Linked DNA regions of Mus musculus: region 1 is linked to region 2. The links are chromatin loops, found by intact Hi-C in ENCODE. Cell type or tissue: left cerebral cortex. All regions are shown on one strand. Each heading gives the region's core, and the rest is flanking DNA. Links, peaks and the distances in the headings are about the cores only.

Evidence for each region. Peaks named below come from ENCODE experiments on the same cell type or tissue, not always from the same donor. Only the 100,000 strongest peaks of a DNase experiment are listed, where the experiment ranks them.
Region 1: a loop joins it to region 2, with 4 times the contacts of the local background. A loop is called at or near these places in 2 of 42 quality-filtered maps.

The regions. Positions count from the first base shown.
Region 1 is chr8:70,033,831-70,049,645 of GRCm38, reverse strand. It overlaps Mau2 (MAU2 sister chromatid cohesion factor), which reads left to right and starts at 6,912. Exons shown (of 19, transcript NM_001376946.1): 1 at 6,912-7,254. The coding sequence starts at 6,961. Sugp1 (SURP and G patch domain containing 1) reads right to left here and starts at 6,859. Exons shown (of 14, transcript NM_027481.3): 1 at 6,566-6,859; 2 at 966-1,137. The coding sequence starts at 6,599. In left cerebral cortex, for the core only: no CTCF peak of the experiment used is centred there; DNase peaks (open chromatin) are centred at 6,675, 6,847, 7,349, 7,793 and 1 more place; H3K4me3 peaks cover 2,635 bases; H3K27ac peaks cover 1,486 bases.
Region 2 is chr8:69,914,691-69,922,690 of GRCm38, reverse strand. It overlaps Gatad2a (GATA zinc finger domain containing 2A), which reads left to right. Exons shown (of 13, transcript NM_001113346.1): 4 at 4,613-4,745; 5 at 4,837-4,968; 6 at 5,159-5,248; 7 at 5,991-6,122; 8 at 6,243-6,407; 9 at 7,893-8,000. Among named protein-coding and RNA genes, the nearest start is that of Tssk6, 17 kb to the right of the region's middle. In left cerebral cortex, for the core only: CTCF peaks have their summits at 3,556 (motif pointing left) and 6,632; DNase peaks (open chromatin) are centred at 2,216, 3,531 and 6,695; H3K27ac peaks cover 594 bases.

The DNA.
Region 1 (15,815 bases), core at 4,535-12,534, 120 kb before region 2:
GAGGATCCCTGGGGTTTGGCTGCTGATTGCTGAGTTATAGGCCAATGAGAAGCTCTGTCTCAAAAAACAATGTGGGTAGGCATGGTGGTGCACACCTTTAATAGCAACTCGCACAAGGCAGAGGCAGGTGGATCTTTGTGAATTCAAGGCCAACTTAGTCTACATAGCAAGTTCCAGGCCACCCTGGGTTACACAGTGAGACCCAGTCTCAAAAAAAAAATAAATAAATAAATATAATAAAATAAATGCCAGGTGGTGGTGCTGCACAACCTTGGTTTCAGCACTGGGGAGGCAAGGACAAGTGGTCTTAATTTGAGGCCAGCCTGGTCTACAGAGTGAGTTACAGGATAGCCAGAGTTACACAGAGAAACCCTGTCTCAAAGAACAAAACAAAAAGACATAGAAATGTAAACAACTCTTAAGGAAAGATACCCAAGGTTGTCTCTGGCTTCAACATGTATGTATACTCATTGCATGTACATATGCATACACAAATACAAACTAAAATTTAAAGTTTAATAAGCACATACATCGTCAGTACATACATGATGTTCTCTCCATTCTTGCCTCCAGTGCCACAGATGTAACAACTCAGGACCTCAAGAGTGCCATGCAAGCACTCTACCACTGAGCCATGCTCTAGCCCATGAATAGACTTAGCATCACTGGACTATGGTGACAACAGTCATGGACAGCATAGAGGTTTGTAGTCTAAGCACACAGGGTCATGAAGGGTTTTTGTTTTTTGAAACAAGTTCTCATACAAACCAGATTTTAGCCTTGAACTTAACTTATAGCCATGACCTTCAATTCTGAATGTTCCTAACTTTACTTCCCAAGCTCTGGGTCAACAGATATGCAGCATCACACCTGGGCCTCTTCACACCACCCTACTTCTACTGTCACTTCATCCCATCTCTTGTCACACTGAGACTCAGATGCCCTAAACCTCAGAAGCTACTTACTCTCCAGGATGAGGGGGCTGTGGACTGGGCACATGACTCTGTCTGGCCTTTTGTTCCATTCTGGCCTCAATCTCCCGCTTCTTCTGAGCAATAAGCTCTTCCTGGTGGAGGATGTTCATATTCATCTTTCCAGACTTGGGTTGTGCCATCCCAAACCACCGATTGGCCTTTCCTGGAAGGGGGAAAAGATGGAAATAAGAAAACACCTTTGCTCCATCAGCATGCCCAACAGCAACACTCAGGATTCAAATGGTCATTTGTTCATTTCTTCAACAAATGCTTAAAGAATATTTGCCATGCACATAGCATTGTGCTAGGCTCTAAAGAGGATGGATGAGAGCTCCGGTCAGGTGGGGCTCTCCTTTATCTGAGAAGGCAAGAGAACACAAAAACAGAACATGAAAGGCTAGCTGTAATGGTAGTGGGACACATTTGCAATCTCAGCACTCAGCAGGCTAAGGAAGAGACCAGCCTAATGTACAAAGTAAGTAAGGCCCACTGCAAGGCTGGAATCGCAGCTTGTGGTGGAGTGCTTGTTTAGCATGAACGCCTGCCTGGATTCTGATTCTGTAAGAATCAGAACCAGATGTAAGAACCAGATGTGCTGACGCATGTCTATAACCTCAGCATAAGGTTAAGAAAAGAACAGAAGGTTAAGATCAGGGCGAGAAACAAGGTCAGCAATTAAGAACACTGGCTGCTCTCCCAGAGGGCCCAGGTTTTGTTCTAGAACCCATATGGAGGCTCACAAACATCAGTAACTCCAATGCTATGAGTTCTGATACCCTCTGTTAGCCTCTGAGGGCACTGCAAGCAACATAATGTACATACATATATTCCCCCTAGATAATCAAACATAATTAAAAGTAGAAGTTCAAAATATCATTCTCCTATTTATGAATTTTAGACCAGCCTGATGTACTTGAGACTTTGTCTCAAAAAGTTGTCCTCTAAGCCGAGCATGGTGGCGCATGCCTTTAATCCCAGCACTTGGGAGGCAGAGGCAGGCGGATTTCTGAGTTCGAGGCCAGCCTGGTCTACAAAGTGAGTTCCAGGACAGCCAGAGCTACACAGAGAAACCCTGTCTTGAAAAACCAAAAAAAAAAAAAAAAAGTTGTCCTCTGATTTTCACAATGATTATACAGTAACATACCTGTTCTCACTCATCTATACTCACACACACACACTTTAGTGTGCAGGGTGGGGATGATGTGGGAAGGTGGACACAGGACAACATACAATAGTTTCAGGAAGTAATGTGGGAATTTTGCCAAATTCTAAGTGTATCTATCCTAACTGTATATTCTGGGACTGGGGAAATAAACACTGGGCCTACTAGGAGTCGGATTTCAGCCAAAACTCCTGATTTCCCTAAACCCCTACTTTAACTTGAAGGCCACAATGTTTCCTAGGATGTCCCTGATCAGTGTCAGAACCAGCAGACCCCAGATAATCTAATAGGCCCCCCCAAAGTCTGATTGTTTCCTTTCCCCCTCTGTACAGTTATCATTGTAAAAGGCTGTAGGTCTCTGGGAAGGATGGGAGAAAGACTAACAATAAAACTCTCAGGTATTTTAGCAAAGTCCTTCCTTAGGAGAACTTGGCTGCCCTTTTATTCAAGAGGTTCTGAGTCGCAAACTGGCTCAAGTCTAGAAATTAGTTTATGGGCTGAGATTCCCTTTTGTCATGATCCAGTTCTCTCCCTCCACCATGTGGGTCCAGTAATCAAACTCACATCATCATTGTTAGCAGCAGGGACCGAGCCATTTCCGCAGCCCAATAAATTAAAAAATTTTAAAAAGAAAATGAAGTTTCAAATTATGGTAAGACCTAAAACTAAGAAACAGAAAGAGAAAACAGAACAATGCCTAAACTGGTAGGGTAGTCCAAAAATAACCATTAGAGGAGAGCACAGTTCAGCTGGAAATGGGAGTTATCAGGAGCCAGGGTCAGGAAGAACCATGTGAGTGGGATTCAGGGAGGTGGAGTAGATGCCAAAGCCCGAGACAGGAAGATGCACTGCACATCTGAGAACAACAAGAGGCTCAGTGGGGCCAGAGGAACTGGAGTGGGCAGAAACTGGATGTGACACGGTCTGTGGATATAATTTTTCGGGCTTTGGCAAATGACAAGGTGGGATTTAGTAAACAAGTAACAAGATCCAATGAGTCTTTTTGTTTAAGTCTTTTTGTGTGTGTGCATGGACATGTGGGGCACATATGTCCATAGCACCACACATGGTCAGAGGATAAGGTGGTACTAATGTTCTTTTCTTCTACCTTGAAACATTGCTCATAGCTGTCTATGCCAGGCTAGGTTCCCTGCAAGATTCCAGGGAGCATCCTGGCTTTACCTCCTATTTCCTATGGTAATAGAAGCATCAGGATTACAGAAGCTGATAAGGCACCCAGATTTACATGAGCTCTCTCTGGGCATCAAGCTCCGATCCTCATGTTCACACAGCAAGAATTTTACCCAGTGATCCATCTCCTCAGACCTCCATAAGTCTTTTAATCTGTATTTCTTTATTTAGATCTCACATAGCCCAGGCTGGTTACAACCTCACTGTATAGTCAAGAGTGATGCTGAACTCCTTCTTTTCTGTGCCTCCAAAGCAGGGGTTCTTAACCTGTGGGTCAGGACCCCTTCAAGAGGTCACATATTGTACACCAGATATTTACATTACAATTTACAACAGTAGCAAAACTACAGTTATGAAGAAGCAATGAAATAATTTTATGGTTGAAAGTCACCATAACATGAGAATTATATTAGAAAGTCATAGCATTAAGAAGGTTGAGAACCGTCAGGCAGTGGTGGAGCATGCCTTTAATCCTAGCATTTGGGAGGCAGAGGCTGGCGGATTTCTGAGTTCATGGTCAGCCTGGTCTACAGAGTGAGTTCCAGGACGCCAGGGATACACAGAGAAACCCTGTCTCGAAAACCAAAAAGAAGAAGAAGAAGAAGAAGGAGGAGGAGGAGGAGGAGGAGGAGGAGGAGGAGGAGGAAGAGGAGGAGGAGGAGATGATGGTGGTGGTGGTTGAGAACCACTGATCCAAAGTGTTATGATTATAAGCTTGGGTTGAGTCAGCCAATTCTACTAATTTTTTTTCCTTAGTTTTAATATGACCTTGGGGACAGGGAGATCATTCTGACATAGAGAAAGTGCACAGACAGCAAGATGACCAAAACAAATCACTGGCTTTGAGCAAAAATGCCAGTGCCATGTGTGTACACACACAGCAGTCATCCAGTCTAAGGCAGGAGGTACATGCTTTCCAGACAAACACAGGCTTAATGAGACTCTGCTTCATTAAAATAGGGCTGTAGGGCTGGAGAAATGTCTCAGTGGTTAAGAGTACCGACTGCTCTTCCAAAGGTCCTGAGTTCAAATCCCAGCAACCACATGGTAGCTCACAACCATCCGTAATGAGATCTGATGCCCTCTTCTGGTGCATCTGAAGACAGCTACAGTGTATTTAGATATAATAATAAATAAATCTTTTTTAAAAAGAGAGAAAGAGAGAACTACTGTTCTCAAAGATTAAAAAAAAAAGTGTCTACTATCATTTAAAAAAAAAGGGGGGGGGCGTAGTTGGGTCTTTAACCCCAGAGTTGGTGAGGCAGAAGGAGACAGATCTCTGTAAGTTCAAGTCCAACCACAGATATGTACTGAGACCCTGTCTCAAAACAAAACAACAACAAACCCTAGAATTGTATCCTAAGGGTTCTCAGGAAAAATTCTACATTTATCTAAATATATTTTTTAAAAGGTTTGGGGGTGGGTGACTGTGTACCATGTGACTGCCTGGGAGTTATAAATGCTTGTGAGCTGACAAGTGGATGCTAGATATCAGGTACTCTGCAAGAACAGCAAGTACTCTTAACTGCTCAGCCATCTCACCAGCCCATTTTCTTCCTATGTAGACCAGACTGGCTTCCACTTGAAACAAGCCTCCTCCCTCTGACTCTCCAGTGCAGATCACAAACATGTGCCACTATGCTATGTTTAAACACTAAATTTGTATGTATGTGCATAGGCACTGTGCAAGCCAGAGGTTGACATCAGGTATCTTCTCTTTCTTTTTTCTCCCCCTTGTTTGTTTTTTATTTTCTCAAGACAGGGTTTCTCTGTATAGCCCTGGAACTCACTTTGTAGACCAAGCTGGCCTCAAACTCAGAGACCCACCTTTACCTTCCAACACCTGGCACTCACTCTGTAGACCAGGCTGGCCTCAAACTCACTGAGACCAACCTGCACTTTCCAATGTCCCAAGTTCTAGGACTAAAAACATAGGCCATCACTCACCAACTTAAAAAAAAAAGACAGGGTCTCAGTTTGCACAGCCCTGGTTGACCTTGAATTCAGATGTCCACCTACCCCTCAGGAGTTGGGATTAAAAGCATTCCTATTGTCGCTCTGCCTAATTTTTTGGTACAGAGCAGCTCACAAAACCTTAAAGCCCGTTTCAGTGCGTGGCTGCCAATACACCCCAGGAATCCACCTGTGTCCAGTCCGAAGTCCTGTGCTTTCAGGCACACAACAGTACATCTGGCTTTTTTACATGAGTACTGAAGATGGGGAGCCAGGTCCTCACTCTTGGGCAACAAGCATTTTAACTACCACCATCTCGTCAGCCCTTAAATTCTAAATGTTGAAAGCAAAACTGACTCCCTAGACACTACCAGAGTTGACACCCCTAATTATTTCCATTTCATTCATAACAATCTCCAAGGAGACAATCCTAGTCCACTCTGAGGCCTATCCAGCCTCTGTGGTGAAACCTCTGCCTTCCTATAGACAGCATCTACTCATATGGAACATCTTGTACTCAAGAAAGACTTTTCATGGAGCCAGAGAGATGGCTCAGAGGTTAAGAGTGCTTGTCACTCTTCCAGAGAATCCAAGCAAACATCCAGGTGGCCTACTATAACTCCAGCTCCAGGTACTCACACACAAAGACATAAAGACAAATGGATTTTTAAAAACTGTTAAGCCTTCCCTGACCTTCAATATATTAGCAGCATCCAACCTCACGTCACGAGAACTAGTTCTTTGCAAAATTTGCTTCCAGGTGCACTGACACGCAAGCTTAGCACAGCGTTTGGCACCCAGCAAGTGTGGAAGCATATGGTGAATGGGCAAATGCATTTCATCCTAGGGGCACAGGGAGAGCTAAACCCGTAACCGTGGGAAACCGCCCTGGCTGACCCAGTGCAGTTCGGAAACGCACATTTCCCACAAGGCAGGACCCAAGCCAAAGGGGACCGGAGGGGCAGGAGGGATGTCCCAGGCTGTCCGCTGTGGATGCCACCGGCCCGAGAGCAGTTTATTGGGAAAGCCCATGCGGTTCCCACCCGGCGCCCAGGCCTTTGAGGGAGACCAGGAGCGCTCCTCAGCCACGGGCGGGGGTTGGGGGGCGAACCCGAGTCTGGGGTCTCGGCAGACCAGAGAAGGGCACACGCAACGTTACTGTAAGTTTCCCTGGGGCTGAGGCGAGAAGTCCGCGTGTCAGGTCCGTGACAGAAAGTAGGGTGAACAGGAGACGTGCAGTCGCGAGAACCCAGGCGGGCGGCGAAGGGAAGTCGGGGGATGTTACCTGCAACATCCCGGTTGTCCATCTTGAGACTCATCCAATCCCACAATGCTCCGGCGCCACCTGAGAAGAGGGAGGCTCTGTTATAGTGCGCTTGGTCTGATGGTAAATGTAGTCCTTCTCCGACAATCTCGTCCAACCCCCTTCTAGGACACCGGGCGTCTTCTCCACAGAAACGCCGGCGTCAGTTCACGAACGTGTATTACTCTCAGTTACGATGATGCAGAGGTATCATCCTCTCCTCAGAGTCTTCCTCAGTCGGAGCCACTTCGAACACACACCATAAGACCCAGAAGTCCTTGCGTAGCAGTTCTCGCGAGAATTGCGGGTCGCCAGGCCCCGCCCCTCAAGGTGCTTCCGCCTCTCTGTGGAGGCGGCTTGTTGTTGTGCGGGCCAAGATGGCGGCACAGGCGGCGGCTGCGGCGCAGGCGGCGGCTGCAGCTCAGGCTGCCGCCGCACAGGCCGCACAGGCCGAGGCAGCCGAGTCGTGGTATCTGGCTCTCCTGGGTTTCGCCGAGCACTTCCGAACATCTAGCCCGCCCAAGATCCGCTTGTGCGTTCATTGCCTGCAGGCCGTGTTCCCCTTCAAGCCGCCTCAGCGGATCGAGGCCCGGACGCACCTGCAGCTCGGCTCGGTGCTTTACCACCACACGAAGAACAGCGAGCAGGCGCGCAGCCACCTGGAGAAGGCGGTGAGTGTGCGGGCCAGGCGGGCGGGCCGCGGGTACCGGGGACTCGATCCTCTCCGCCTCGTCGGGCTTGGGACTTCCGAAGGCCTCGCCCTCACCTGCGGTGACAGACGCGGCTCCGCCACGCCCTCTCACCCGGGAACCGGGAAAGTTGTCCCTCTTCAGCTACTTGGTGCTTGCATCGGGGACCCTCCTAGTCGGGTGGCCGCGGGAACAGGACCCAGAGCGTCAGCCTAGAAGCACCTACCTAAGGAAGAGATGCGAGCTCCCTGACGTGTGAAAGCGAGGTCGCAGGAAATCTGAAAGTCCAGGACTTCTGACAGTCAGGTGTCTAGGTCTGGAGTCCCAGATCCTTGTGGCATGGATATTGGGGAAGGTGAGGCCTTCAGCCTCTTGTTGAACGTTGTTGCCTTGTGAGGACCTGAAGTGCAGAAAGTAGCTTCTAGAGTCACTTGCACCTCGGGGGTCTGGAGGTCAGTCTCACTGTTGGTGGCTTCTTCTCCCACCACGAAATGGTCCATCTTTGAAAGAGTCCCCACTCCGCCTCCAACTTGATTTGTGACGTCTTGGTGCTTCACAGAATTTCAAGAGGTAGCTGTCATTCAGCTTCTCAGTAAGACTTGTTTCTTCTCATGGCAACTGTGTCTCTTCCACACCTCCGCCTCTTTTTTGCCATTTTCCTATCTTTGTTTCCTTGACTATTCAGATGTTTAATGTTCTGACCTGCAGACAGTCTAGTAAATTGCCTTCAGGAGGGGATCAAAATTCTTGTTTCCCACACTGTGCATAGTTAGAGCTTCTAATCCTCACTGAACCAATAAACTTCCTTATTTCAAGAGTGAAACCGTATAGGCTTAGCTAAGTAAAGTGATTTAGCAAAGACCACACTGTGTGAAGTTTGGGTTTTTTGTTTGTTTTTGTGTTGGGGGGGGTTGTCGTGGTCTTACACGATGTAGCAAAGAATTGGTCTCAATTCCCAGCTGTCATCCTTCCTGGCCACCCAAGTACTGAGATTACAGGCATAGTTGCACATACCTGTGATGTACATGTTCAAGGGAGAGGCAAGAGGCTAGCCTCGGCTACACAGGAAGAATATCTCAAAGAAAGCAGGTCTGCTTAGATGACTTTGTGGGTAAAGGCTTTTGCAGCACAAGCCTGATAACTTGAGTTTGAGTGGAAGGTGAACACTCTCAAAAATTGCCTTCTGATCTCCAAATTTGCCTGCACTCATACATATCATACACAACAAATAATACCATTAATTTTAAAAAATTATAATCAAAAAGAGCTGGGTAGGGTGGCAGATGCCTTTAATCCTGGCACTCAGAAGACAGGCACATGGATCTCTGTGAGTGTTGCCAAAGAGTCAGGGCTACATAGAAGACCTTGTCTCAACAGAACCAACCAGGGATGGGACTGGAGAGATGGCTCAGCAGTTCTGAGCACTAACTCTTCTTTCAGAGATCCTGAGTTCAATTCCCAGAACCATCTGTACTGGGATCTGATGCCCTCTTCTAGTGTGTCTGAAGACAGCTTACAGTGTGCTCACATACATTTAAAAAAGAGGTGAAACCTGAGCTGGGCAGTGGCAGGGTAGGCAGTTCTCTGAGTTTGAAGCCATCCTGGTTCACAGAGGAGTTCCAGGACAGCCAGAGCTACATAGAGAAACCCTACCTCAAAAAGACCAAAAACCTGGGCTAATCAAATTTGTGAGTTAAAAAAAAAGATACAATTATTTTTAATTATATGTGTGGATATATGCTCTTAAATGTTGTGCCCACTGAATCAAAGTTCTGAGTACCCTGGAGCTGGAGTTAGAGTTATATGTGAGCTGCCTGATGGAGTTTCTGGGAACCAAACTTGGGTCCAGTGCAGAGTAATATGTGTTGTTAACTACCCATCTCTCTCTAGTCACCTCAGTTTAATGATCACTAGTTTCTGTACTAGAATAAGATGTCATTATTGTGTTAGTGCTTTTTGCTGTTGTTGTCTTATTCATTCATCAAGGAGTTATTTGTTCCCCTCCCACCAAGTGTCAAGCCTGTCCTGGACTGTCTGGGTATGAGCAGACTGAAAAGTCCTGCGCATGGTAGCTTTTTCTTTAGTGAGACTAGCATTCAATAAGGCTATTAGTATAAGAGCTATGGACACTGGACCAGAGGAAGGGATAGAGTTGATAATAGGGATGAGGGAGCCTCTTATTTGCATGAATGACATTTGAATGGTGTGAGCTAGTGAGCCCATTCAAGGTTTCAGGTCAATAACAAGGTGTGCCTGGGGCCAGAAGTGGATTGGAGCATCCAGGGCAGTAGTGAGTGAGGTTGACCCTGCCAAGTGCCAGGCTTCAGTGTAGGTGCAAGCCGGAGGCTGCCAGGGCCTGGCTGGTTCTGAAATGTTCTTTTCTTATTTGTTCAGGGCAGTTAATCCCACTACCTTCCTTTCCCCTTTGTTTCTTTGGGTGTCAGTGTGTCCTCGTATTTCATCCACAGAGCCCCGTGCAATCATGCCTGCAGTTGCTCTCTTTTAGCACTTGGCTTTGAACCAGTAATTAAAACCCTGACCCTTGTGAAGTACTTTCCCTTGGTGTAACAGAAAGCTGACTCCTGAAAGATCTCCCACAGCATCACATTGTGCCCTCCATCAGTCACCCCAGCTCAATACCTCTAAAACTCTATTAGTCACAGTTGCTCCTCCATTCATGTACCCTGAGTTTTATTTTAAATGACATTATTGTCCTTGGAGTGGCCCTAGGACCTTGTCCATAAGCCACTATCTTGTGCAAAGCTGGGCGGTGGTAGTGTACGCCTTTAATCCCAGCACTCGGGAGGCAGAGGCAGGCGGATTTCTGAGTTCGAGGCTAGCCTGGTCTACAAAGTGAGTTCCAGGACAGCCAGGGCTATACAGAGAAACCCTGTCTCAAAAAAAAAAAAAAAATGAGGGTCCAAGTGCAGATCCCAGTGTCCATGGGAAGGATCTGACATGGCCAGTATGCCTACACATGACCCCATTGGGAACCCCAGTGTAGTGGCTGCTGAGGAGCAGAGACAAGTGGAGCACTAAGCCTTGCTGTCTAGTAGCTTGCCTCCTCTCAAGGGAGTAAGGGAAATATAGAGCCTGATGCTTAACCTCCACATTCCGGTGCATATGCACACACACCTACTCACACAAAGCAAATTGTCAGATTGGATAAGATCATATACATGTGTGTGTGTGTGTGTGTGTGTGTGTGTGTGTGTGTGTGTGTGTGTACATATATATATATATACACACACACATGCGTGCACACACATATTTGTTTAAAAAGCAAAAGATAGATGGTGACACTTTTTTTTTTAAGATTTATTTATTATTATACCTAAGTACACTGTAGCTATCTTCAGATGCACCAGAAGAGGACATCAGATCTCATTACGGATGGTTGTGAGCCACCATGTGGTGGCTGGGATTTGAACTCAGGACCTTTGGAAGAGCAGTCGGTGCTCTTAACCACTGAGCCATCTCTCCAGCCCGACACATATTTTTAATATCCTAGGGACAGAAGCAGGTGGATCTGAGACTTGGATGAAGCCTGGTCCTGAAATCAGCTCTAGGCTGGGCGTTGCTATATAGTAAGTCCCTATCTCAAAGGGAAAAAGTAAAGACAGCAACAACAGTGACAACAACAAAAAACCAAGTCAACAGAAATAACAGGTAGCACCTGACACTGCACCCCACCTCACAAAACAACAAGTCCAAAAGGAAACCTCAAGCAATCCCACTGGATTCTGGAGAGCTAACAATCACCTTGTACCCTGTGAACTAAAGAGTTCTTATCTTGACTGCTTTTTAAAAAAAAACAAAAATATCACAAGGAAGAGATACAATTCTTGAGCCTTATACAGCACAACAGCTGAGTTAGGATACATTGTGTAATTTTTACTTTTGTTTGTTTCTTTGAGGGACTCATTATTCATCTTAGGCTGGCTTCAAAATGAGTTATGTAGGTGTGGCCTTGGAATTCTTATGTTCCAGCTTCTCCCTCAGTGCTGAGGCTATAGGTATATGCATGGGTTTTAGGTGGATGCCAAGGATGGAAGGCAGAACTGTACTAGGCAAGCACTCTACCATCTGAGCTATATCCCCAGCCCAGAAGTAGGGCAATTCACAGCATGTGTATAGAGGTCAGAGAACAACTTAGGAGAGAGTTGGTTATCTCTTTCCACCATGTCAGTTCCAGTTATCAGAGTCTGGTGTTTAGGGTTGGTAACATGTGCCTTTACTGAGTCATCTTGCTAGCCTTGCAAAAGTTTAGACATAGATTCATGGAGATGTAAATGTCATACCATGATCACCGTTTATAGAGTACATTTTGCTAAGTTTTGGGTTGTTTTTGGTTTGTTTGTTTGTTTGTTTGTTCTTTTTGTAAGATTGATTGATTGATTTAATAAGAGGGCATCAGATCTCATTACAGATGGTTGTGGGCCACCATGTGGTTGCTGGGAATTGAATTCAGGACCTCTGGAAGAGCAGTCAGTGCTCTTAACCACTGAGCCAACTTGCCAGCCTGCTAAGTTTTGTTTCACACACGTTTTCATTGCTGTAGTCCAAATGGTAAACTACTCAAAACTCCTCACATGTCCATGGGATTTAAAATGTAGTTGAGAAGAACACTTGGTGCTCTTCCAGAGGGCCTAGGTTCAATTCCCAGCATCTAGTGGTGCAGTCTATAACTCTAGTTCCAGGAGATTTGAGTCCCTCTTTTGGCCTCTACATTTACCTGGTACACAGACATACATGCAAGCAAAGCACTTAGCACATAAAAATAAATAAATGTAGCTGGACATAGTATTGTGGGCCTGCAGAAGAAGTAGGAGCTCAAGGCTCAGCTCTATACTTTGAGGACAAGCTATATATACTGCATAAGATCCTGTCTCAAGAAATTTAAGGAAAAACGGGATGAAGATGTAGTTCACTAAGTAGAATGCCTGCTTAGCATTCAAGAAGTCCTGGATTTCATCACCTGTTACCTCAATACTGTGCAGGTGAAGTAAAGAGGGGCAGGAGTTCAGGGCTAGCTTGGGCCATGTAGAGAGACCCTACCTCAAGGGGGAGAAATAGCGCCAGGGCATCTTCAGATGAAGATGTCCAGGCATAACTCTGAGTCCAGTTTCTTCAAGGAATGTACGTGAGTGAGTGCAGTTGTTGCTCATGAGACAAATGTTTCCCAAGTACAAGTGGAGTATCACCCTGAAGCAGCCTCTGGAGACACAACCTTGACAGAGGCTATACATGGGCCTTACCTAACATCCTCCATTGTGTATGAAGTTATGGGTTGTATAAAGACATGCTGTCAATGGCAAACTTCCTGTGACATTATGTCACCTAGTAATGTGGCTGACTTAATTTGTTAAAGTACATGCTGGTGTTTGCATTACTGTGAAATCACCTAGCAACTATTTCTTAGAATGTGTCCCTATCAGTTCAGCAATGCCTGAGGATGTCTGTACACAGAAGGTGACAGAAGGAGGTATGAGAGGAAGAGTTCCAAGAGGGGATTGAGATGTCCTGAGAAGACTGTGGAGGTCCATAGGGTGGTGGAAGATTCTGGAAAGGCAATAAATGTCCAGAGAGGAGGGCACAGGAGTGGATGTCTATCAGCAGACACCTTTGGCTCAGAAAGAAAGGTATGACTAAATAGGCAGATGACAGCCACAAGGAAACCTAAGTGGGAAGGACAGAGGCCTTTCTGTGAGGAGATGGCCCAGACATGGAAGAAATTGAAGCAATGGGTCCCCACTCCCTGGCAGCTGGCTATGATTTCTGGATTCATCCTGCAGCTGCCTATTTGAAAGAACACAGTGAGTCTGTGGTCCTGGGAAGCTACTGATGCTCTGAGAAGGCCTCCAGAGCTGACCAGAGAAGTCTCCTCCTGTTTTCTGCCTTTTACTGGCCAACAGCACCCTGCTTCTCATTGTGACTCCCTTTGTCTTTATTGCTGGTCCTAGAGGCAACCTAGGTGTTTCTGGTCACACTAGCACCTCTTTTTTTTTTTTTTTTTTTTCCTCCTCTGTGCTAGTCCCTGCTCTAAGACAGCTTTCTGTTGAGAGAAGATCTTGGGCAATCTAGGCTAATTTCCTTAAACTCACTATGTAGCTGAGGATGACCTTGAAGCTCCTCTTGAGTACTGGTGTTACAGGTGTGCATGTCCAGTGTGTGAGGGACAGGGCATGAAACCCAGGGTCTTATACGTACTAAGCAGCCATGCTGCCAACTGAGTCACATCCCCAGTCTTTTGTGTACCTAAGATTGGCCTTGAACTTCTGATTTTCTGTCTCCACTTCTCAAATGCTGGATGACAAATACTTGTCCTAAGCCAATCCTAAAAATATGTTGTAGGAACGGCAAGATGGATAAGCAGGTAAAGGTGCTAGCTGCCAAACATGACAGCCTGACCAATGCAGTAGAAAGAAAGAACTGACTCCCATAAGGTACCCTCTGACCACCACCCTCACACCATAGCCTATTGAATGCATCAGCATACGTGTAAATAAATACACAAATAAATAAGTGTTTAAAAATTGTTTGTTTGTTTTTTTAAAAAACACTCTGCCTGGTCTACAGAGTGATTTCCAGGACAGCCAGATCTATACAGAGAAACCCTGTCTCGAAAAAACAAAAAATAAAAAATAAAAATAAATCTGCAGGATTTTGATTCTTCCCCACTGGGTCAGGCTCCACACCCAGGGGTGCACTCGTAGCCACCACTGCTATGAGTGGCCTAAGCCACCAGCCTTGCAGCCCCAGGTATTTCCTAGGTCTTGGTTCTTTTCTTGCTAGCTCTTCTGTATTTGGAGCACCTCCTGCACAAAACACAGAAGAGTTAATCCTACTCTAGCCTTCAAAGCTCAGCATCAAGAGCCCCCAACCTGGGCTGGAGAGATGGCTCAGTGGTTAAGAGCACTGACTGCTCTTCCAGAGGTCCTGAGTTCAATTCCCAGCAACCACATGGTGGCTCACAACCATCTGTAATGGGATCTGATGCCTTCTACTGGTGTGTCTGAAGAGAGCAACAGTGGACTCACATATATTCATATACATAAATTAAATAAATATATCTTTTTTAAAAAGAGGGAAAAAAAGCCCCATCCTGTGTAGCCCTTTGACACAGTGGGGTGGGTGATGGCCCAGACTACCTACCTCTCTACACCTGTTAGAACTCCTCTCAGAGGTCAGTTCTTTGGTAACTGTTTGTTTCACCCTTGCTTGTCAGGTCAGTGTTATCCTTGAATATCCAATAACTGAACACTGCATGGCACACTACCAAGGAGTTCGGGTTTTTTTTTTTAAGATTTATTTTATGTATATGTATTTTATGTTTATGTAAAGATTTGTTTATTTTATGTTTATGCATTGCTCTCTTCGGACACACCAAAAGAGGGCATCAGATCCCATTAGAGATGGATGTAAGCCACCATGTAGTTGTTGGAAATTAAACTCAGGACCTCTGGGAGAGCAGTCAGTGCTCTTAAATGCTGAGCTATCTCTCCAGCCCTGGAGTTTTCTTGAAACATGTAGCTTGAGACACAGTGGTTCCCTAAGTCAAAGATGACCCTCTGAATCATCCATTTATTTATTTATTTGGAGACAGGGTTTCACTTTTTTAGCCTAGGCTAGCTATATAAACCAGTCTGGCCTCAAGGTCATAAAGATTCACCTGCCTCTGCTTCCCCAGTGCTAGGATTAAAAGTGTGCACCACCATGCCCACCTAGGGTTTTGGTTTTGGTTTTGGTTTTGGTTTGTTTTTGTTTTTTCGAGAGACAGGGTTTCTCTGTGTAGCCCTGGCTGTCCTGGAACTCACTTTGTAGACCAGGCTGGCCTCGAACTCAGAAATCTGCCTGCCTCTGCCTCCCGAGTGCTGGAATTAAAGGTAGTTATTTTTAATTATGTGTGTGCTTGTGTTTGTATGTACAGCTTTCATGCAGGTGTTGGGAGGATAAAAGTGTTGAGCAGTTGGAGTTATGAATGGTTGTGAGCTACCCCAACATGGTAGGTGCTGGGAAACAAATATGGGTCCTTTGCCAGAACAGTAAACACAACAACTGAATCATCTTTCCAGGTTTGTGTTCTCCAGGTTTTGTTTTGAGACAGAATCTCTTAGTGTACATCCCTCAGATTGGCCAATTGTATGACCACACTAGCAGTCCCCTTCTGAGGCTAGCTCTGCCCATTTCAAGCCTCTTTGGTATTCTACTTCCTCAGGCACTTCTGAGGTAACCCATTCCTCAGGCAAAGCTTTGCTGAATGCCCAGTCTTTCTGCCAGACCATCATCAGCCCTGCTGAAATGTAGAGTATATAGCCAAGATACCCCTGGGATTCCCTCCCTCGAGTAGATGGGAGTCCTAGCTCCTTTCTGATGTTAGGAAGAGAGGTTCCCCCTTTATTAGGCATCCCCCAAGTGCCATGCAGCTTCCATCCCAGAACCAAATTGCAGGAGATGCAATGCTGTTTCTCCCCACACTGCCCTTGGTAGTAGGCATGCTATGCCAGCACTAGTATAAGCCCAGTATAACCAGGCACCAAGCA
Region 2 (8,000 bases), core at 1-8,000:
TGGGCTAATGCTTCACTGTATAGTGATTCTGCAGCTTAGCTGCTCCCATGTCAGCTGTCCTGGCAATGCTGGCTCCATCAGTCACATGCAGTGGCTGACAATGGCCAAACCCATCTCTGTCCCCTCAAGAAAGAGAGCTTATCCCTACAGCCATGTGGCCCAGAGCAGTTAGACTCCTCCTGGTGCCTGTGCTCGGGAAACATTTAAGTTGCTGTTACCTGGCCCATGGGTTCAACAGTGGGAAACCCTTTCATGGTTTGGTGTTTAACAGCTACCCACATGTGCAACCTGAATGGACAGGGCAGAGGTAGACCCCATTCTTCACACCCTTTGCCAGCCTGGAAGGCTGAACAGGCATCTCCCCTACACTGTAGTAGGGCTCAGGAATCTCCCCTCTAATCCAGATCAAGGCTGGAGACGCTCCTGGAGTTCTAACCCTGCCCCATGCTTCAGGCTCCTGGGTCTCTGAGTCAGGGGAGTCTGGCATTGTCCAACACTTCTGTCTATGCCCTCCAGGACGCTGGTTTGCCTACTCTGGAGAGGCAGCCACTGTGGCCTGGTAGCAGACATGCCAATCTCAAGAGTTAGCTTTGCACAGACAGCCCCATCTTGTCAAGGTGAAACAGGTCCTTTAGGGCCAGCAAAGCTGTCCCACGGCCTTGGGGAAGTAGAGCTCCTACTCTGCTTGGTGCTGACACATCTGAGCATTCAAAACTGAGAAACATGGGTAAAAGAGTGCCCCTCAGGAGGCGGGAGGCAGCATAACTGTGGAGTCCCTCACTTTGTGGAGCACTTTCAACAGCCTAAGTCACTAACCCACAGCTTTGTGGGTGCATCTCCTCTCCACAGGAACAGGCTAATGCCTATAGGAGCGTCACTATGGGGACGGGCCTCTAGCTTTGTGTAGAAGCCCCATAGCCTCTTCCACCCAAGTCAGTTCAGTCATAGCTGACCTTAAGGTTGGGGTGCTTGGGAATACTTATTCTAGAGCAGCATGGCCCTGGCACTGAGGCACCGTGATCCTTCTGGGTGCCCTTATTGGGAGCTGAGGCTGCACCACACCCATGTGAGAGGGATAGGGAGGATGGGGAATCCCTCCTGTGAGTTAGAGACACACAAGCTGTGTAGACAAGGAAGTCAGGCCTATTCAAGAGGGTAGGGTAGCTATGCTTGTCCATCCTGTCCCATCTGTCTGTCTGTTTTCACACAGACATGTACTAGGTGAGAAAGGCGACATCTGAAAGCAGTCCCTTAGGAAACAAAGGGGCCCTGCAGGTCTGATGTCCTCTTTTGGCTTATGTGCCATGGGGCTAATGAATGCCAACACAGGCCATTCCAAAGGTCAGAGGTCCATTGAAGGGTGATAGAGACAGATCATGGCTAGCCAGGGCTTGGTGGACAGACTTGTGAGTCAAGCTAGTCTGTGTTGTGGTGCAAGGTTTGGGTGCAGAAGAGTAGGTGTATAGGCCATGACAGCCAAGCTGGCCCTGAGGAGGACTTGGTCCTCAGTTGATGTAGGTGTTCTTCCTCCTCCGATCAGATTGAAGAGACATGGATAGGATCCAAGCACCTCCTCTGATGTGGGCTATCCCAGTGCTCAGCCCCTTCTCCAGGACACAGCACACATTCCTGGTAGGAGACAGCTTTTGGTGCTAATGGCCAGACTGGCTGGCTTCTGGAGATTTTTACTGGTGATGTGAAGCTACTTCATCACTGTGTGTTTTCAACATAGACAGGTAGGACAGGTTCACACAGCATCCAGAAAAAGCAGTTGTCCCTGCCGGCCTGGCCGTGCTCCAGAGCTCTCCATGTCACTCTTCATTTTACTCTTATGCCTATGGGTTTCATGAAAGGCTCCCTCTGAAATTGTGCCTGTGATTGATCCATGTATTCTGGTTCCTAAGTTAAAAGCTATCTAGAAAAGTGCAGAGAATCTTGAAGGTATTTCTGTTAAAAGCTGAGCTTCGGAAAGCCTTTCAGTTTGGAAGGGAGAGGGGCTTGTGGTTTCCTCTGTTTTTTGTAGGAGATGACCACAGGCGACTGGATGCCTGGAGGCTGCACAGAAAGGGGAAAGTGGAGCCTCCATTTTCTGACAGCACCTGAACCCTTACCTCTCTTCTCAAAATGAAGGCCGTGTGTCACAAACCGGTTAGAACTGCCCGTTGCCATGGTTTTCACGTTGGAAGGCACAGTTAAAGGGTCACATGACCAGAGAGGGAAATGCCTTTGTCACATGACTTTTTGGTGGCCTGATTAGCATAGAGGAAGTTCACTCCGGGCAGGCTGGCTGCTGCTGGGATGCTGAGTGATACTGATAGCAGTGACATCATCTCTGAAATTGATTAGTTGGGGCCCAGGATGGGGTCAGAGAGCAACAGTGGTCAGGGCTGTCTTCCAAGGAAGCCTAAGTCCAGGATGGTCTCTGCCCCAGCAGTGCCCTCATTCCTCACAGACATCTCAAATTTTATTAGACGACTCACCTCAGAAAGATAGGAAAGAGATAAACTCCACAGTTGGGTGTCCTTTGGTCTGCCTAGAAAGCCAGTCCTAGACTGTAACTCTGTCATAGGTGCCTCTTAAGCCCAGCTGTTAATTCACTTGGGCACCCCCCTGGGCCAGTACCACAGCCACGGCACTGGGCTGCTCCTCTGCTACACAATATACAGTTGGTGGCATGCACAGTCAGTGGACCTGGAATTGAAGCTGTCTGATCACCTTGAAACCTGACCTCGGGTGAGGGCCGGTGGGAATGTTGGAGGAGAGATTGACTTGGAGTGTTTGAAGAGACCCGAGGGAGACAGATGCCCAGGGTCTCTTTTTTTAAGCTGTTTTGTTGTTTGTTTGTTTGTTTGTTTTTAAAGATTCATGTATTTGTATATTATTTATTTTTGTACAACAGTGCTTTGCCTGTATGTACGTCTCTGTGAGGGTGTCAGATACCCTGGAACTGAAAATTCAGAAACTTATGAGCTGCTGTGTGGGTGCTGAGAATTGAGCCCTGGTCCTCTGGAAGAGTAGCCAGTGCTTTTAACTGTGGAGCCATCTCACTAGCTCTCTCAATTTTTTTAAATAATTTGTTTGTTTTGTGTGCATTGTTATTTTGCCTGCTTGTGTGTCTGAGTGAGGCTGTCCAAATCCCTGGAATTTAAGTTACAGTAGTGAGCTGTCTTGTGGGTTCTGAGATTTAAACCTATGTTGTCTTAATCACAGAGCCATTTCTCCAGCCCTTCCAGGGTCTCTTTTAAATGACTGGTTTCTGGGCTGCCGAAGCCTGACTCTCAAGAACCTCCAGGCTTAAGCCTTCAGGCTGTGGCCAGTGTGCACGTATAGCTGTCATGTGGGAATCAGGAAGCCAGCCAGATGCTGGCTGGTCAGCCTCTGCCCACCATGCCACTCTTCTTGAGAATACAGCTGGCAGGAACCAGTGGTGGGGACCCAAAGAGTCTTCACCTAGTGACTCACCTCACCCTGCTCAAACCCAAACCACAGAGACAGATCTGCACTGTGACTTCCACCTAACTTTATCCTGTGTCACAGTGCCATCTAGTGGACATATTCTGAGCTGCTTTCCACAAGCAAGTTGGTACTTGCTTGGGTGCTGGGATACACACCAAGGGGCAGTTTAGATTGTCCACTGTGGGCAGTACTTTTTCTAGGACTTAGTGCTCCTCCCACCTCCTTCCTGTGTTACAGCAACAGAGCACACTGGCTTTAAGGATTTAGAAGCAACAGATGTGTATGCCCTCTGATACCCTTCACAAAGAGGGAGGTCTAATTTTGGGGTGCTCCTGTGTGGGTTAACTGATGTAGGCTATATTATAGCCACTGGTCTTTAGCCAGTGTGGGAAGAGTGGTCAGTGTTGTGGACCTGTGCATCTGACAGTGTGTACCACCCCTGCTACAACTGAGCTCCTAGGGAGACTGGCTGTTTGCTCACAGGGAAAAGTGAACTTCCTACACCACAGGATGTGTGTTAGAAGGTTGGTCACAGTGGTGAGTGTTCCATGATGTAACTTCTTCTGAGACTTGAGTGTGCAGGGTTGAGGGCAGAGCCATCACACTCTGTAGACCTGAGCATGAAGTCAGTGAGAGTGGTTCTTTTGAGTTTGAAAACTTGTAGCCACTGCAGCCACTTATGTGTGTCCTAGGTAGGACAATGCAGCAGATGGCCCCAGGTCCCCTTGTGAGGTAGAGAGCAAAAGCTAACAGTACATCATTGTGCTTTTTGGTCTTCTGGGGGGCTGTATGGGACTGGGTTAAGAGAGGGGTGGGCTTCCCATTGGGTAGTTCCCAATGTGAGACCTTGGCTTTGGAGTGCTCACGTCCATCCTACCCAGCACTCAGGAGCTGAGATAGCAGACCAAGATCTGAAGCTCTGTTTACTTGTGACAGAGCTCTGGGGTCGAGTAGCACTTTCTGAAGCATCCATGCTACACCTGAGTACTCAGAGATGGAGCACACCATCTGGTGTGTATGGCCCTAATGACCAGTGATGATACCCATGGTGCCCACGGTGGCAAGAGGAGGCACCTAGGGGTGATTGGGCATCTGGGGTAGTCTGGCCTGCCTGGTACTCTGCCCTGCTAAGCACCTGCTTATCTCCATTTGACAGTGACATGAAGTCTGAGAAGAGACCTCCCTCGCCTGATGTGATTGTGCTCTCTGACAGTGAGCAGCCATCGAGCCCAAGGGTGAATGGCCTGACCACAGTAGCCTTGAAAGACACCAGCACTGAGGCGCTCTTGGTGAGCCTTGGCAGAGCCTGGAAGCCCCACCACCCCACCTTGCAGAGCTTCTGCTGAGGCTTTCCCCAATTTTGTGCTTTTGCTCTCCTAGAAAAGCAGCCCAGAAGAACGAGAGCGGATGATCAAGCAGCTGAAGGAGGAGCTGAGGCTAGAGGAAGCAAAACTGGTCTTGTTGAAGAAGCTGCGGCAGAGTCAGATACAGAAGGAAGCCACCGCACAGAAGGTGCCTGTGCTCTACTGCCCCAGACCCCAGAGAGGCTGGCCCAGGGCAGAGGCTCGACCCACGGGCGGGATGGCAGGCAGTGTATGGCGTTAGGGAGCAAGCAGAAAGTAATTCGGGGTGGGGGGGTGCGTGCGTGCGTGCGTGTAACTTTACACACCAACTCCTTTTGATGTCTCTTGCTATCTTATAGCCTACAGCTTCCTCAGGGAGCACTGTGACCACCCCTCCCCCACTCGTGCGGGGTACCCAGAACATTCCTGCTGGCAAGACCTCACTTCAGGTTCGTGCGCCCTTCTGCTTGTTGCCCTGCACCACCTCCGTTTATAGTCAGGCTCCAAACACTGCCTGCTCCTCCCAAGTAAAGAAGCATGGGGCTCCCACAGACTAAAGGACCAGAGTGTCACATGCGCCCCAAATTACACCACCAAACTAGGCTACTATGAATGTCGCAGACTGGTCAGTGGTGATTGAGCAGTAAGACTGAAAGATTGGCTAGAGTGGGTCGCTCCGCTCAGGCCTCTGCCCACAGACTCTGGGGCCTCTGTCACACTCTCGTATTACCTTCCTCTGAGTTCCCATGGCTCCTGCTAGAGTAATGTATACAAAAAATAGGCATTTCAGTTTATCTTGGGTTTGTAATTAGTTAAAACAAAAACCAACCTAGGTCTGTGGCTTCATTGGTTGAATGTGTGCCTCATGTTACAGAGCCCTAAGGTGAAGCCAGATGCTCACACCTTTAATCCTAGCACACAGGAGGCAAAGGCAGGTGGATGGATCTCTTGTCAGTTTGTTCTACTGCGTTCTAGAACAGCTGAAGCTGTTACACAGAGAAACCCTGTCTCAAAAAAGAAAAAGAAAAAAGAAAAAACAAATTAAAGAAAGCTGGCAGTTCCATCCCTATTACCACATATATTAAGATGTTGCCTTAAGCCTCTCATCTCAGCACTGGAGAGGTAAAGGCTGAAGGAATTCTAAGAGGAAAGGAATACTCACATAAACCTGGGCATCGGTGTCTTTGACAGACCTCCTCCACTCGAATACCCGGCAGCATCATCCCACCACCACTGGTCCGAGGTGGGCAGCAGGTGTCTGCCAAACTGGGACCACAGGCCAGCTCTCAAGTAGTCATGCCACCGCTTGTCAGGGGGGCCCAGGTGAGTCAGGTATGTGAGCTGTATGTATGCTGGGGCAGGGCCAAGTGCCCACCCCTTCTGTGGTCTGCCAGGGTTGGTTTGTCTTAGTGGCATTTCTTGTCCCCTATCTCCTCCCAGCAGATTCACAACATCAGACAGCATTCCTCTACGGGGCCACCACCCCTCCTCCTGGCCCCCCGTGCCTCAGTGCCCAGCATGCAGATTCAGGGACAGAGGATCATCCAGCAGGGACTTATCCGTGTCGCCAATGTCCCCAACACCAGTCTGCTTGTCAACATCCCTCAGGTGAGGCCAGAAACTAGGTGGGAGGTTGAGATGGAATCAGGTCCTGGTAGGTCTCATAGTACCATTGTGTGTACTGTAGATAGGCTGGAGGGGTTGGGGTGGAGTTCTAGGTATGGAAATCACAAACAGATTAGCCTTTAGCACTTAGGGAGCTTTTGAGAAAGTCGGGACTCCTTCAGGGTGCAGCAGGCTTTGAAGAAAAAAACTGAGGCAAAGAATGGGAAGACCACTAGAGGGACACCAGAGCCTTTTGAAGCCTGCCAGCCTTCCGAAAAGCCACCGCTGTAGCACCTCCCCCCAACTCCTGCTGACTTGTTCAGCTCCTCTGGGCAGGCTGGGAGGACAGCATGCCACAGATTCTCCTACAGCACAGTTGGCTATTCTTAGCTGTGTGTCCCTCCACCTCTATACAGAGCCTCTGAGGTGGGGAGGGTCTGTCCCCACCCCTGGGTAGCAGGATGGGAAGAAAAGGGCAGTTTTGTCTGACAGATGAAATTACCCAGTCCACAGGCCTTTTGCTGACGAGCCGAGTTCTTTTCTTCCTTGCTTGTCACGTTCTGCCCTCCTCAGCCCTCCTTAGATAAGACAAGGCTGGATTCTGGACAGCTCTGACAAAGGGTGTTTGCCTGTGTTAGGGTCCATCTCTAGTGCACAAACAATGGCTGTCTCTGCCACCTCCTTGGAAGGGTGTGTGTCCCAGCTGAAACAAAGGGCCTAGAGAATGGGCAACACCTCATAGCATCCTTGTCCCACTTGCTATGTTCAGTATGCTACCAGGGTGCTCTGCTAGTGATGGAGCCAGGGCCCTGGCTAGTCACATGCTGGAGACCTGAGCTAGGTATCTTGCTGAGTGAGGCCTTAGCATCCAGAGCCCCACAGAGTATAGTATTTTGGGGTCTTCCAGGGAAAGCGTGTACAGTCCTCTTAGTATCTTCTGGAAATCATTGACACTCTAGGAGCCCAGACCACTGACATGGTCAGCCTTGGTTTCAGGAATGCAGGGGTAGGGTGGGTGGAGACTACCCTAATGGGGATAAGAAGCTGGTATGGTGAGGGACAAACAAGAGCTGCATTTCCCTGGGAACCCGTTGCATACTCAGAACTTCTAGAAGCAGCACTCCGGGTATGGACCACACTGCAGCCTCCCAGCTTGCTCTTGCTGGACTTCTGGACATCCAGACTGGGTGCACAGAACCTGAGTGGCCTGGCTATGTCCTGGGCTTGGCTTTATCTTTGTCTCTTTGTCCCTGTGGCCATGGACCTATGTGAGGACAGGCCACTTAGATTACTTTTGTTTCTTGGATTGTTTTTGAGAGTGTCTTAGGATTTAGCCCAGGCTGGAACTCCAGATCTGCTCGAGCTGGGATTATAGGAGTGGACAGCCACACCCAACTCAGACTTTAATCCTGTAAGGACTCCAGTGTGCATCTGGCATGGAGCCTGCCTTAGGTGGCACTCTCAGCCTCACCTACTTGTCTTCCACAGCCTACTGCAGCCTCCATGAAGGGGACAGCAGTTGCTTCTGCTCAGGCAAATTCCACTCCCACCAGTGTGGCTTCTGTGGTTGCATCTGCTGAGTCTCCAGCTAGCCGA